Linked DNA regions of Homo sapiens: region 2 is linked to region 1. The links are chromatin loops, found by intact Hi-C in ENCODE. Cell type or tissue: endothelial cell of umbilical vein. All regions are shown on one strand. Links, peaks and the distances in the headings refer to the core of each region. The heading gives the core; the rest is flanking DNA. Region 1 overlaps MAP4K3 (mitogen-activated protein kinase kinase kinase kinase 3). Region 2 overlaps MAP4K3-DT (MAP4K3 divergent transcript).

Evidence for each region. Peaks named below come from ENCODE experiments on the same cell type or tissue, not always from the same donor. Only the 100,000 strongest peaks of a DNase experiment are listed, where the experiment ranks them.
Region 2: a loop joins it to region 1, with 2.9 times the contacts of the local background. A loop is called at or near these places in 11 of 110 quality-filtered maps.

What each region holds. Positions count from the first base shown.
Region 1 is chr2:39,375,061-39,383,397 of GRCh38, forward strand. It overlaps MAP4K3 (mitogen-activated protein kinase kinase kinase kinase 3), which reads right to left. Exons shown (of 34, transcript NM_003618.4): 2 at 3,006-3,063. Among named protein-coding and RNA genes, the nearest start is that of MAP4K3, 58 kb to the right of the region's middle. In endothelial cell of umbilical vein, for the core only: a CTCF peak has its summit at 4,808 (motif pointing right); a DNase peak (open chromatin) is centred at 4,891; H3K27ac peaks cover 683 bases.
Region 2 is chr2:39,479,235-39,487,571 of GRCh38, forward strand. All of the region lies in intron 3 of MAP4K3-DT (MAP4K3 divergent transcript), which reads left to right. Among named protein-coding and RNA genes, the nearest start is that of MAP4K3-DT, 46 kb to the left of the region's middle. In endothelial cell of umbilical vein, for the core only: no CTCF peak of the experiment used is centred there; DNase peaks (open chromatin) are centred at 4,537 and 5,157; H3K27ac peaks cover 2,361 bases.

The DNA of each region.
Region 1 (8,337 bases), core at 3,432-5,931:
GAGCAAACTGGGCAATATAGTGAGACCCTGTCTCTACAAAAAATAAAAATTAGCTGGGTGTCATGTCATACGCCTGCAGTCCTAGCTACTTGGGAGACTGAGGTAGAAGTATACCATGAGCCCAGGAGATCAAGACTGCAGTGAGCCACGATCCTACCACTGCACTCCAGCCTGGGCTACAGTGACACTGTCTCTTAAACACACACACACCCCTCTACCTTAGAAAAATGTGAGCGTAACACCACTCGTGAAGTAGTTCCCTCCTCCATACCCCAAATAAAACCGGAGTCTACTCAGTTCTCTAGAGATATCTATCAAGTCACCAAAGAATATATTACATGATGCTACAACAAGGCAATCAGCAAAATCTGGACTGGGGGGGAACTTTACAGGATAAATGATCGAGTTACTTCCACAGAAAATTACAAGGAAAAAAGATAAAAAGAAATTAAGTGGGAACCTATAGATATAACGTAGCAACTATTTGCTAAGCGTAGGTCTTATTAATAAAGAACTGTAATGTTGTTAATGGTTGTAGTTACGTATCTTTAATAATTTTATTAAGGCATACGTTTAAATTGGATAGTTCAGCAATTTCAAGTGTATAATTCAATGGTGCTTTTAGTAAATTTACCAAGTTGTACAACCATCACTAGATTATTCCCATAAGACCCTTCACGTACAATAATTGTTAGTCCACCTCGTCCCCAGCTCACCAGATTAACTTTCTGACACCACAGATTTGCCTTTTCTGAACCTTTCACATGGAATCATACAGTATGCAGTTTTGTGTGTCTAGCTCCTTTCACTTAGCACGTTTTGGTCACCTATGTTACAGCATGCTATCAGCAACTTGTTTTTATTGTTGAATAGTATTCAATTGTATGAACACAACATATTCATTCACCAGTTGATGGGCAGTTAGACTGTTTCCAATTTTGAGACATACTGTGAATAATGCTACTATAAACATTTGTGCATGACAATCATTGTGTCGGCAGATATGCAAGAGTAGAATTGCTGGGTCATTATGGCAAATTTATGTTTAACACTTTAAGGAAGTGACAAACTGTTTTCCAAAGTGGTTGCACCATTTTACATTTCCACCAGCTGTGTATGAGGGTTCCTGTTTGTGATTACACTTTTTGAGTATTTATACTTTAGGCATATACACAGAAATACTATGGGCTGGAATTTTATGATTGAGGGATCAAAATAACTGGTGGCGGGGGGAAATGGGTAGCTGTAATAGAGGAAACATATTTATGGTGATTAACCTTTGTTTTCTCTGGGTGGCAGAATATGAATGATTTTTATTTTTTTCCTTTTGTATAGTTGTATATTCTACTTTTATTACATTGATCAATATACACATGGCAGTGTCCAAGACTGACAGTGCAACAACTTGAACATTTCATGAACAGAAAATAATTGACTTGAACAGTAAGCTTTTTCAAGTTTTTAATTTTTTAAGGAAATTTTAAGATGTACAGAATGAGTACTATGTGCCAGGCCCTAAGCTCAGTGCTGGGGGCACAAATTTGATTAAAACTTAGAAACAAAGAAAGGCAAGTCTAGAATGACAATATAGCTATGGTCAGTGCTACAGCAGAGCTAATCACTCAGGAGTCATCTTAATTAGACCCAGGGTCAAGCAAGGCTTCCTGAAAGAGAAGGTTTCTTGAGGGAATGATGTATACACAAAATACTTCTCATTAGAACCATTTCATTAAGTAACACAGTCACTGCTTAATGATTAAAAATGAAGGCCCTGCTTTAAATGCCAAATTTCTTTTTGTAGCTAATATTTCAACAACTTCAAATATCCTTCTTAAATTTCTTATGAATTGAAGAGTAGGAGATTCAGAAAAAAGATAAACATCTTGTCTTGCGATGTTTAGAATATAACGACTACATAAAATCTGTAAATATGTATAACTGGAAAATTTTTTTAATTCATTTTATTTATGTGTGGTTTGATCACAGTCAATCAGCACATCCTTAAATTTTCATTTTAATATCACTTCTAAAAAGTTTATTGATGCTCTAAATAAGGGGTGAGCAAACTATAGGGAAAGAGGGAGAACTGAATATAGAGACCATACATGACCTACAAAGTCTAAAGTATTGGCTATTTGGCCTTTTTTTTTTTTTTAAACAGAAAAAGTTTTTCCACTCTTGCAAAGTCTCTGAATGGATTTCTGTTCATACTGGAGCTAAAACTTGTTTCACCAATAAACTCTTATTATCAGCTTGTAAAGGAAGAAGTCATCAGAAAGGCACTAACTGCTGTGGTACTCGGTCTAGACACTAGCACAATTATAGACTTGCTTATGGTGGGAAGGAGAAAGAGTGGGAAGGGGTTTCTAAGAGAGAATAAACAAAGAGTGAGTAATTAGCTAAGAAAAATGTGGGTTTTGAGGGAAGTAGGAGGAATTCAAAGAACATAGTTGAAGCAGACAAAAAATAAGGAGTAGCCTTAAGGGGCTTTACAATAAGCTGCTCAATTTGGTAGACAACTGCTGGGATAGCAATGAAATACAGAATGTGGAAGCTAGATCTCCTGAGAAAAACTGAGACTCAGAGACATGAAGCTATTTGCCCAAGTTCACAGAGCAAGGGAGTGGGAGACAAACTGAACTACAACTACCTAAATTTCAGTTCTGTTTTTTCCACTACATCACACTGACACCACAAGACGTCAGCCTGGAAATAAACCACTATCAGCTTGTCACAAGTTAGCTCAACTGAGTTCAGAAAGAACAAAGTCTTTTCAGGAGGAGTTCCCCTTCCTCCCCCAATTATCAGTTACTTTTCAGGGAAGAACTGAGCAAGGTGTGTTGTATGCAGAACTTGAAGAAGTGGAGGAAAGGGCATACAAGCAGCTCTATTTATCCCAGATGTTGGGGAAAACAAGAGAATGTTAACCAAACATCATTAAAATAAGCCTTAAGATATCCCATGGCTTTCTAGCAGTAAGAAAAAATGAATTTCAAACAATTTACCTGGTTCCAATTTTATTACTTTAATTGCTGCTAATTCACCAGTGTTAACATTCCGTGCCTAAAAGAAAGAGGAAAAAAGGATTATTGTGAAGAAAGCTTTCATAAAAAGTGTATAAAATTTCACTTTAGCTTACTGTTTTCAGTTATATAAAAATATTTTAAAAGAAATGCAAATGTAATTTATATTTACAAAACAAATAGTTTTTCCTTCACAATAAATTTCAACATTTATGTATAAATTTAATATTGGCAAAACTAATAGCTAATATACACTTAGATGTTAGTACGGATGTGCCAGGCACTATTCTAAATGTTTTAATATTAATTCATTTAATCCTCACAACAACCTTATAAAATAGGTACTGATATTATTCTCATTTTGCAAGTGAGGAAACTAAAGGACATAGAACTCAAAAGAACTTAACAAGGTCATACAGCCAGTGAGTCGACAGTGCTGGGATTCAAACCTAGGCAGTCTAACTCCACAGTCTGAGCCTTTAAGTATTACACTGTATTGCTATTCATTCAAAGGCTAGTTGAACTAATTAACTAGCCTTATATTTTTTCATTTAAAAGCTTTAGGATATGAAAGGCTAACACAATTGTGTATATAATTATGAAAACAGGCCCCCTGCATCCTTTTAAACACACCTGATGGTACAGTCAAATACATGTAGTTCAATGCAAAACCTATTTTTGTAAGCCACATATTAAAAATCACTTTAAAAAATCAAATTATAGATTCCTGGCATTTACAACTGTATAATTATGTATATAAGTACACATAATTATATTATGTGTATTTATGTGTACATATAACAATATATATTATATATAATACACATATAAATAAGCAGAAACTATATTAAAATGGCAGTAAGTCTTTGTCAATTTAAGATATTTTATAATTGGATCAGAACTTTCAATTTGATATTTTAAACTGTTAACTACAAATAATATTCATACCACCAATGAAGAACAATACATGCCATTCCCTGATCACAGAAAGATCCATTCATGTGACCAGATTTATTCCTAGTTGCAACACTCTCTTATTAATGGATTGGTGAAAATCAGTGAATCACCTGGCAAGAGATGGTAACACCATTAACAGTGGAATTCTTCTAAGAATACTAGGGCACTAAAAATACCAGCCAAAGATCTAAGATATGAGGCACCGTCATTGCTGAAAATATAAAATTTAACCATTTAACTCTAAGAAGAACAAAGATATTAAGAGATCTCATAGAAATTAATAAAATTTGCAGGGAAAATTCATTTAAAAATTGTTCCTTCAAACAAAATCCCCATAACTAATAAACACTCAAGGCAGTACAAAAGAGATTTGAAGACTTATTTCAAATTAAACTTAATTTCCATAAAATGGGATAGATGTTTCAAATAGACAGTGCTGGATACTAGTTCCTTTCTCTAGGAAGAAAACATATATAAATGATGAAATAGAAATAAAACCAGAATATCATTCTGGGAGCATTCTGTAAAGGAGGCAGAGTGTATCTGAAAAACATTCAGGTGTAATAGTCATAAAGCTTTTCAAGCACCATCACAACTACTTGCCTCTCCTCACACTTTGATATCTTTTCTCTGGTAGGATTCTCCTTTAGCATCTCCTCCAAATAAGACAACTGCCACCATTTAAAAATCATGCTATGGTTTTTTACTTACTGAGAAGAAATTCAGAGTATGGGTGATTCTACTATGGAAGAGCAGACAAATGTGAACTCAGAAAGCTAGGATGATTATAACTGAGATTTTTGTTACCAATGACCACAGGAGGGCACACTCTCTATTTACAAGTTACACAGTGTTTGTCCAAAATGGTTGCTGTACACAATGTACTCTTCTAAAAATAGATTTACTAACACCAGCATATATTTAACAGAAAAATTATGACACTAACTACTGATGAGTGGTTTACCAAGGTCAATATTTCCTATAGGGTTGACTTATGAATACAATTATTTCAAGTGGTAAATCAGTCTAGAATTTCCTAAAGGCTAACAGTTTTTAAATTACAGTTTTTTAGGGTTAACTGAAAAAAACATAGAGCTAAAATGATTACTGTTCTTTTGCTTTCTATGATGTTAGAAATATCTTCCAATATGTAATTTATTTGGCAGTATTAAGATATTTCACAAAAAGGGGAAAACAGACAATTGAAAGTCCTTAAGAAACTTCACTTCTAAGCCTTTCCTTAGTAAAATCCATGTTTATTAATAAAGGGTCTTTAAAGCTTTATGATTCACCAGGAATCTTGGTCTTCTGCCTAAAATAAGTCATATTTTGCTATCTCTAAATTGACTGTAGTCAAGGTTACACACAAAGGTAAATTTAAAAGTCAATATTATCTCTAACATTCTGCAACTGCTATTCTTTTTTTCAATCACCTTGAGCAGTTTATTTTTTAAAAAGGAGAGCAAGATAGAAATTATAAAATATTAGCACGTATAAAGTTAAAAATTTTGAATTCAGAATATGTAACATAAAATGTTCATACTTGTGAAGGGCAGAAAACAGGATAAAATATTCTAAGCAGCTAGATCTAGTCTGCTGCAACACTGATCTGACCACCATTCTTCAAATGCTCCCACAATGATGTTCTCATCATGCTGTTCTTGACTTATAACTCTGCAAGGGTACAACACATCATTGCTTTAAAGACAAAAATCCAAATTCCCTGTCAGAGTATTTAAAGCTTTCACTAAATACAGCACTTTTTATAACAGCTTTATTGGGATAGAATCCACATACCATGAAGTACACCCTTTCATGGTGTATGATTCAGTTGTGTTTAGTATATTCAGAGTTATGTAACTATACTAACTAATTTTAGAACACTTTCATCACCTCAAAAAGAAACCCCAGACCCATTCGCAGTCACTCCATATTCCTCTGACTCTCAATCCCTGGCAACCACTAATCTACTTTCCATCTCTATGGATTTGACTATTATAAATATTTCATGTAAATGGGATCAAATAACACATGGTCCTTTGTGACTCTGGTTTCTTGCACTTGGTGTAATGCTTTCAGACTCATCCATGTCTCAAACTCATTTATGTGTTACTGCCAAATAGTATTCCATTGTATGGAAATACCATATTTGGGCTGTTTCTACTTTTTAGCTGTTATGAATAATGGTGCTATAAACATCAGTGTACACATTTTTGTGTGGACCTGTTTTCAATTTTCCATTTGAATATCTTCTTTGGAGAACTGTCTATTCAATTCTTTGTCCATTTTAAATTCTTTTTAAATTGTTAATTGTAAGAGTTCTTCACATATATTCTGGATATAAATCCCTTATCAGTCACATGATTTGCAAGTATTTTCTCCCATTCTACATGCTTTCATTTTCTTATGGGTATCCTTTGAAACACAAAACCTTTTCATTTTGATGATGTCCAACTTAACTAATTTTTGTTTCTTGTGTTTTTAGTGTTGCAGCTAAGAAACCATTTGCCTAACCCAAGGTCACAAATACTTTTTTCCTATGATTTTTTTTTCTAAGATTTCTAAGTTTTATAGTTTTCTTAAATTTACGTCTATAATCTGAGTGAATTTTTATACTGTGTCAGATAGGGCTTCAGTTTCATTCTTTTGCCTATGGATATGAAATTGTGAAATACCACATTTTAATCTGGCCCCCATCTATATTTCTAGTCACTCCCTAACCTGTACTTTATCCTCTGGCCAAACTAAACAACCTGCTATTCCCCAGAGCCATCCACGCTTTGTTCCAGCTCCCTCCCCTGGCCTAACAGACATCCTTCGAAGCTCAGCTTAGGCTACCACCACTTCCCACAAGCCTTTTCCTGGCCCTGGTCTCACACCTTATTTCAGTATACACGTCCCCCACCACATACTCCCATAGGTTCTGGGTAACCTTTCTAAAATGGAAGTGGACTGGTGAGGAAAATCCTGCAGGTCTAGACCGATCTCGGCTTAGAGGGGCTCTGGGAAAGTACTAACTTTCAAAGCTGTACCAGAATTTAGTTTGATTCAGTGAGCCTTTCAGAGGCCATTCAGATTTGAACTAGTTTTGGAAAGAATTTTTCTGAGATGATTTCACGCAGATTGTGGAATTATCTCCAACTATCAGAAAGGCATTCCTTGAGAGTGAACTGAGGGTTAACAACATATTCAAGCAGCAATCATTAAGAGCCAAAAAATGTGCTAGGTACAATATAAAGTGGGTTAGAAACAGTCATTATCAGTAAAACATCTGACCATCATCTACTATGTATTGAGCCCCTTGGAGTACTCAAACCTTACTATGTAGAAGGGCATGTCCGATGTGAATATGAATACAAGTTCTGAGTGAGAGTTAACAACGTTTAGTCCTGGCTCTGCCAGTAACCAGCAATGGGATCTGAGCAAGTAATTTCCCTTGTGTCTTCTTCCTGACCCCTCTGCCCACAATTTAATAACATGAAGGTGAAGACAGGCTATTTCTAAGGTTCCTTCTAATTCTAAAAGTCAATGTTTATATCAAATAATTTCATTCTAAATCAACAGATTCCAAATACTGAACCAGCTAGTTGGTTATATAAAAATCATATAAAGAGTTTAAATACAAAACAAAACAATAACAAAATACTGCTACAAATTTTGAATTCTAGGTCAAGCGATTAAGAATGGGACCCAGGATTCTGTATCTTAAGCTACTGAGGTACTGCTGATACACAGTCAGGTTTGGGGACCCAGTTTAAAGCACTATGTTACTGACTTTTAGAAAATGTAACCACCAACTTATAAGCCTGAAAAGGTATTACAGGAATGATGGCATGAAGATGTTACCATTTATGCAGAGGTTTGAAAAGATGGCCTGAATTAGGAAAAACATACAAAAGGGATGGGGAAAAGGGCACAGAACGAAAAGCATGAGCAAAGGCTTGGGGACAGAAAACACAGACTATTTTGAGTGTACCAGGCCAGCCAAACCTCAGAGTACTTCCCATACAACTACTCCCTTTCAGAAGAAAATGGATAACCCATGCTCACTGCTGAAGGGATGGCTTCATGTTCGCTTTCCCAAAGTTGATTAGACTAGGTGTATTAGTTTGTTCTCATGCTGCTTTAAGGAATTGCCTGCGACTCGGTAATTTATAAAGGAAAAAGGTTTAATTGACTCACAATTCCGCAGGGTTGGGAAGCCTCAGGAAACTTACAAGCAAGGCAAAAGGGGAAGCAAACATGTCCTCCTTCACGTGGCAACAGGAATGAAAAGTGCCAAGCAAAAGAGGGGAAGCCCCTTATAAAACCATCAGATCTCATGAGAACTCACTATCATGAGAAGAGCAAGACGGTA
Region 2 (8,337 bases), core at 3,179-5,678, 100 kb after region 1:
CTAATATTTCAGTACACTGCTCTTTATTTTGGTCCATAAAAGGAGATCTTGTGCTTAGTTTTGGTGGTAAACTCAGCTTTAGCAGCTTTGAAATGCAGATTAGATCAATTACATCACAATTATATTTGAAAATTGAAAAACAGCATTATCCAAAAGTCAAATTCCAAATTTATGCCTTTTCAAAGGAAGTGTCATTTGGAAAGAAACTGATTCACACCATGAAATATGTGGCATTTCTTTTGGTTTCCAGTCTCTTCTATAGTAGTAGAAGGCTCATGTGATATGCAGACATGTGCTTAATCAAATTTAGCTTTCCTTTTCAAGTTAAGAAAATGTATATGAAGTATTTCTGAGATAAAAAGAGGCACAGTCTTTTTTTTTTTTTTTTTAGCACAAACATCTCCTATGCTGCTGCATTTGTCTTAATTCCTTATTTGAAAATTTGGCTTTGTTTATGTAATGTACAAATTCCTATTCACTTAAAACAGGACCAGAATAGCCTGGAACCCTATAGAGCTAAATGATATTTTAGAGTGCTGATCCTCATTTTCTCTTCGGTAAAGAACACAACACGATTATTTGTATTTATCTTGTCGTACACACACTCAGGATTACTCACTGAGGAATGGGGCTCAAGTTTGGTTGCAAGACTTCCATTTACTAGGCTGTGTGATGTTGAGCAAGTCACTTAATCTCTGAGGTAAAATGAGGGGCCTGTTGCCTAAAATTCCGTGCTTCTGTAATTTAAGTATAATTGACCCAGATGTTTGATGATTACTTTGAAAATTGAAAAAAGATGCTAGTGGCCATAAGAAATTTGTACCACTGTGCCCCGAGTAGTGCTTCTGAAATAGTAACACAGGGAGAAGGTTGGGAGGCCCCTTCTTTGTCATTTACATAGGGTTTGTTTGTCTGAAGTAGCAGATGCCAAGTGTTAGGGGTCCAAAGATGCTACCAGAATTAGAGGAGATGGAGAAAAGGCTAACGGAATTTTCTTAATTCGAAAAAAAAAAAAAAGGCCAGGCGCGGTGGCTTACGCCTGTAATCCCAGCACTCTGGAAGGCTGAGGCGGGAGGATCACCTGAAGTCAGAAGTTCAAGACCAGCCTGGCCATGGTGAAACCCCGTCTCTACTAAAAATGCATAAAATTAGCCGGGCATGGTGGTGCGCGCCTGTAATCCCAGCTACTGGGGAGGCTGAGGCAGGAGAATCGCTTGAACCTGGGAGGTGGAGGTTGCAGTGAGCCGAGATGGCTCCATTGCACTCCAGCCTCGGCAACAAGAGGGAAACTCCATCTCAAAAAAAACAAAAAACAACAACAATAAAAAACCCAAAGCAAAACAGAAATGAGTTTCTAATTGTATTGCAAATTACTTGCAGGACTGAAAATGATTGAACTGTCACACATTTCTACATTAATAAGCACTATCCAAAAGAATCAGTTACAACAGAGTAATTTACCAAGATTAATCTTTAAAAAGAATCTCATTTTTAAGAGCTCATTTTCAGGGTTGTAGATATATATATATATATATATATATATATATATTTTTTTTTTTTTTTAAACGAGGTTTCGCTCTTGTTGTTCAGGCTGGAGTGCAATGGTGCGAACTCGGCTCACCGCAACCTCTGCTTCCCGGGTTCAAGCGATTATCCTGCCTCAGCCTCCGAAGTAGCTGGGATTACAGGCACACACCACATTGCCCGGCTAATTTTGTATTTTTAGTAGATGGGGTTTCTCCATGTTGGTCAGGCTGGTCTCACACTCCCGACCTCAGGTGATCTGCTCGCCTTGGCCTCCCAAAGTGCCGAGATTACAGGCTTCAGCCACCGGCGCCTGGCTGGTTATAGCTTTTTAAAACAATTTGCTTATTGTTTCTTAGTTTGTAGAAAGTTTCTCTTGGAGATTTGTGAAGGAAATACATGTGATCGCTTTTGTGATGTGTTCAGATGGAAAGAAAATCTAACTTTCATAAGAAAAATTGTATCACACTAGATGCAGGAAAAAAATAGATATTCGAAGAACCACATACCAGATGCAGATGAAATGTAATGTATAAAGACTATTTTTATAATGATTTTTTAAATTTAGATTTTTACAATATGGATTTTAAAATTTTATTTCACTTTTAATTGACTAATTTTATACATTTATAAGGTACAATATGTTGTTTCAATACATGTATACATTGCAAAATGATCAAATCAGGCTAATTAACATATCTATCACCTTACATTCTTATTATTTCTTTGTAGTGAGAATATCTAAAATTGAAATACAGTCCTTTTTATTGTAACTGAGAGAAACAAGAGCAATGTATATGTGGTAGAATTTAAAAGTCATATGTGTATATTTATATATGTACATCTACGTACAATTGCCTGTGTACATATAATTATCTGCTATATATTATGCATATGTAATACATATGCACCTGTGTAAGTTGGAATTCTTATCTATTCTATAGAAAGAAAAGTTCTACATTGAAATATAGCCAACATCCAGTTAACTCTGAAAAAAAATCACATCATTGCTTGGCTTTTTCTGTTGTTACTTCCTGTTGGCCTAGTGGCAATGATTCATTATAATGCAATGTAATTCAATATCACATGGTGAATTTAAATGGCTGTATAGGAAATCTGTAACACTGTTCTTGCTTAAAAATGTAAAACTTCAATAGAAGGCGGTTCATCAGAGAATTTGGTAACACCAAATAGTAAACGCTTTGATTTCAGTAATACTAAGACCCTGATAGAATTAAAATGTGACTGAATTTTACTTCTTAGTAATTATTTTATAGCTAATATGTAAAAAAAAAAAAACCACCCTTTTCATCAGTTCATTGTCTTTCTGAAAGTAGGCTGCTTCCATTATATGTACTGAAATATATTTTCCTAAATGTTAGGCTTATTTGATACAAGCACTCATTTTATTTTATTTATTTATTTATTTATTTATTTATTTGAGACAGAGTTTCGCTCTTGTTGCCCAGGCTGTAGTGCAGTGGAGATCACTGCAACCTCTGCCTCCAGGGTGCAAGTGATTCTCCTGCCTCAGGCTCCCGAGGAGCTGAGATTACAGGCGTCCGCAACCAGGCCCGGCTAATTTTTTGTATTTTTAGTAGAGATGGGGTTTCACCATGTTGGCCAAGCTGGTCTTGAACTCCTGACCTCAGGTGATCCACCCGCCTTGGCCTCCCAAAGTGCTAGGATTACAGGCGGCAGCCACCACACCTGGCCTGCACTCATTTTAAAGTTGGAAAAACAGAGGCCCCAGTGATTAGCTTTAGGACGGAAACCAGTAAATAGAAATAAAAACACACAAAAATATATACATATATATACCTACACACATCTATACCTACAAATGTTTATATATGTATATACACACATATACACACACCTGTATAATATACACATATTATATATATTATTTATTTATTTAAGTTTTTATTCTTTGTTTTTTTGAGACAGAGTCTCACTTTGTTGCCCAGGCTGGAGTGCCATGGCGTGACCATAGCTCAATGCAGCCTCGACCTCCCAAACACAAGCAAACCTGCCTCAGCCTCTCAAGTAGTTGCGACTACAGGCATGCACCACCACACCTGGCTAATTTTTGTTTTATTCTTTGTACACATGGGGATCTTGATATGTTACCTAGGTTGGTCTTGAACTCCTGGCCTCAAGTGACTTTCCCACCTCAGTATCCCAAAGTGCTGAGATTACAGGTGTGAGCCACTGTGCCCAGCCAAAACCAAACATTTTTGAGTTAAAAGCCCCTAATAAGGATGGCAGAATTAGATAAACAAATAGGTTCAATAAAGAAGATCTTGACAAAGTTTTAATCTACTAATTTAACGATAATGGAAATTAGTGGAATTCGAGAGTGAAGAAATTTCTGCATTTATAAAAGAATGAATAGAATTTTGGCAGAGAAGCCACTTTGTTTTTGAAACGAGTTAAGAATCAAGGAATAAATTAGGATGATGGCAATTACCTGGTTAATGATATCCAATATATGTAAATTATCTTTGCTGTGGGTAGGAAATTTGTTTATTTTCCATGAGCACTTCAAGAACCCCATTAACAAATTGAGTTACATCTTTTGACTCAACTTTCATTATCTGAATAGTCCTGCTGGGACAGGTAATATTCTCCATTTGGGGCTACAAATGTTTGCATTAGAAATCAATCTATTTGTAAATGTTGTATTCAATTTTACATGATCTTGATCTTATTTTGTTTAAATTTGTTGTTTTTTTCAATGACAAGTTGATGCTTCCATAATACATTTAAAAACATAACATACAATCCTGTAGTTCTGACTGAACTTTCGTCAGGTTTCAGCACTGTAAACCAAGAAACATCAACAGATGAAAAGTTCTCCTCCCAAAAGGGTTAAAAGTCTCCGGGGTTTCTAACTAGATTGACTTCAGTATATTCTAGACATTCTTTTGCTGTTGCTTGGCTCATTTCCTTCTTGATAAGATTCTATTTTCCTTCCTCTTCCTCTTCTCTCTGTTACTTAATATAGCTCCAAAATATGGTATAGTCCTCCAAACCATTGCTTTCAGTGAATGTGTTTATTATGAGATAACTGAAGATTCTGGGGGCACGTGTGTTTCTTATGTTCCTGTTAGTTTGTTGCTTCCCAGTCCACTTCTGATATAATAGAATTTGGAACCAGATTTTTTTTTTTTTTTTTTGCTACCATTCTGACATTGTAACAGCCTTTTCCATTCTCTTTGAACCAAGATTAAGCCACAATTCAGTCTTAAAACAATAAATCATCATTTGCTCCACATTCTTGACCCTTGGCTTAATAAGGAGAAACCTTAGGAACAAACAAGCCTCTTTTACTCTTTCAAGTATTATCACTGTGATTTGAATTTGTCCCCCAAAGTTCATGCATTGTAAACCTAATCCGCAACGCAACAGTGTTGAGAGGTTGGATCTTTAAGAGGTGATTAGGTTGTGAGGGCTCTGCCCTCATGCATGGATTAATGCCATTGTCTCCAGAGTGGGTCACTGATTGTGGGAGTGGGTCCTGATAAAATGATGAGTTCAGCCTCTGATGAGTTCAGCCTCCTTCCCCAGTCTCTCTTGCTCTCTCCCTCCCTCACCTTCCTGCCTTCCACCATGGAATAACACAGCAAGAAGGCTGTTTCCAGATGCTGGCACTTTGCCCTCAGGCTTCCCAGACTCCAGAACTGTGAGAAATAAATTTCTTTTCTTTTTAAATTACCCAGTCTATGGTATTGTTATAGCAACACAAAATGGACTAAGATGGTAACTTTGGCATCTCCAGAGTGTAGTGAAATAAGGACAATTCCAATTCCCTTTTTTTTTCTGTGACCCATTCCCTCACCTGGCAATGAAGGATCTTTGCTGCTTGATTGACATGTGCAAATGGTTAGCTGAACCCCTTGATTCCATATGTCTCCCTCAAAATCACTTTACATCCTAAGGCCAGGATTTGGCCCCTCTCCCTAGGGCCACTGAAGTTTTAGCTAATTCCATTTGTATTAAAATACTGGTTAAGAGCTATAATGGAGGGTGATTGACTCTGAATCTTGACAAATTTAGAATCTTTTCCGGCTATTCAATCAGGCTTTGCCAACCTTCATTTCCTTTATTTTTCAAATGAAGAAAATGAAGCAGGTAATTAAGGATAAATTTCTTGTGTGAGACAACATGGGGAGCCTGTGGCACTTCCAGAATTAGGCCAGGAATCCCTCTGCCAGGGAATTCAGTAGAAATCTCTGCCAAGTTATCTCTTTGATGTCTATCTCCACAATTCTTATTTGCTTTGAAAACTACTGCCTCCTACCTTCGTTTCAGATGTGGAAATTGAAGCTGTAATAAATGTTAAGTATCCTAAAAGCAGGACTCACATAGCAAATTCAAGGCACAACAAGGATTCTCAATCGTTGTGTGTTTGTGCTTTTTTCTAACAATTCCTGCCTACTGCCTTCCTGTGTTAAGATAGGGAGAAGAGGATTGTGGCAGATTCTGGTGTTTTAGTGCCATATGCTCTCTTCATATGAATGCTATTAATCATCTGATTACAGTAAATTGATTTAAGTGCTGGTGAGATCAACATCTCCTGAAATTTATTAATCTATTTATTGAACACCTACTGCATACAATGTAGTACATTAGGTTCTTTTGGGGGAAAATGAAAAACAAAAAACAAAAAACAAAAAGCATATGCTCCTGACAGAGTATCTTATACTATAGTTAGGAAACCACATCTACATAAAATGATATTAGAAAACAGCATATGAAAACATATTTCCTTCATCCCATAGTAAGATGAAACTGTTTTTCCTTTTTAGTGGTTTTGCCTTTTCCACAGCATTCCCATTATAGCCAAAGCCTCTTTTTTTTTTTTTTTTTTTTGATACAGAGTGCCACTCTGTCGCAATCTCAGCTCACTGCAACCTCCGCCTCCCAAGTTCAAATGATTCTCCTGCCCCAGCCTCCCAAGTAGCTGGGACTACAGGCGCCTGCCACCATGCCTGGCTAATTTTTTTGTATTTTTAGTGGAGACGGGGTTTCAACATGTTGGCCAGGCTGGTCTTGAACTCCTGACCTCAAATGATCCACCCACCTCGGCCTCCCAAAGTGCTGGGATTAAAGGCGTGAGCCACTGCACCCAGCCAAAGCCGCTCTTAATATGACCCCTTAGAATGAGATCTATTTTGCTCGCAAAGTGGGATCAAACCAGAATCCGTTTCTTCCACATTTTCTTGACATGCTTTGCATTTCATTTAGCAATTTCTTTGAGTTTCTCTTCCATGTTACATTTCTTCTTGACATAGAAACTAGATTTTCAATGGTAGACATTACTAGCCATTTTGAGCCAGACTTGACTATGTGGTTGGTTGGATTCCCACTGACAAGTATCATGGTGGGCACTCCGACACACCATTTCTCTAGCTGCTTCCATGTGAGTGCCTCCAGGCAGCCAGAGATTATTTTCTCTTCCCTTGCCTGCATCTGTTTACTCCTCCCCATTGGATAGGGCCAGCTTGGGTGACAACATTCCACTGGACTGTAGCACAGTGCACGATCTATCAGCTCAATTGGGATTCTGCCTTTGGGGAAGTGCTTCCTTTCAGGGACTAGAGAGGTAAGAGAAACTAGTCCTGCCTGGTAGGAGACCTGGCTCCTTCTTCCCCCAATCCCCTTTGCCTGTTTTTGATGCTTTGGTTCTGCTCTTTGCTGGGTGAAGGAAGACAGCAGTGTTGGCTGCTTTAGTTTTGGGCTTCCCTACTATGGCACCATTTGGGGCAGCAGCCTAGATGGTGCTGTACTTGGTGGGGGACAACCCCTCACCCCCAAGCATTTTGCTGCTTCTCTCTGGCTGACGTGTTTCCCTTTTAATGTGTACTATAAAAGAAAAGAAGAGGAAGAAAGAGAGAGGAAGGGAGATGAGGGAGAGTGGGAAGGAGAAAAAATATTAATTTTTGTTCTTATGTGAAATTAACGTCTTACTTGCTTTGTGTCTCCTCTTACCCAAGTTGGCTGCAGTGATGCCCTCTCTGACACAGTAGGTCAGAGACCCTGAGGTTCGTTCGTTCTTTCTTTCTTTCTTTCTTTCTTTCTCTCTCTCTCTTTCTCTCTTTCTCTCTCTCTCTCTCTTTCTCTCTCTCTCTCTCTTTCTCGCTTTCTCTCTTTCTCTCTTTCTCTCTTTCTCTCTCTCTCTCTCTCTCTTTCTTTCTTTCTTTCTTTGATGGAGTCTCACTTTGTTGCCCAGGCTGGAGTGCAGTGGCACAGTCTCAGCTCACTGCAACCTCCGCCTACCGGGTTCAAGTGATTCTCCTGCCTCCGCCTCCTGAGTAGCTGAGATTACAGGCACACACCACCACGCCCAGCTAATTTTTGTATTTTTAGTAGAGATGGGGTTTCACCATGTTGGCCAGGTTGGTCTCGAACTCCTGACCTCAAGTGATCCACCTGCCTCGGCCTCCCAAAGTGCTGGGATTACAGGAGTAAGCCACCATGCCCGGCCCTTCATCCTATTTTGATGTCAGAGACCACGTATGGATATAGTGCTGGATGCTTTATTTACCAACTTGAGCCTTTAATTTTGCCTCTGAAATGAATTATTTATTAGCAAATACATTAACATAACATTTTTCATTTGGAGGCATGCTAAACTGTTGACCTTTTTCGTAAAGATTCTAAGGGGGCTTGAAAAGGAAAAACCTAGAAATTTATAAATACTGAATAGAGTGTCCATCCTTCTTCACTTTGTTTCCTAGTAGCGCTTTCATCCTGTCACAAATTGGTTCAGCAGCAGAGGAGTTAATATGCACAAGCACTTTTCTT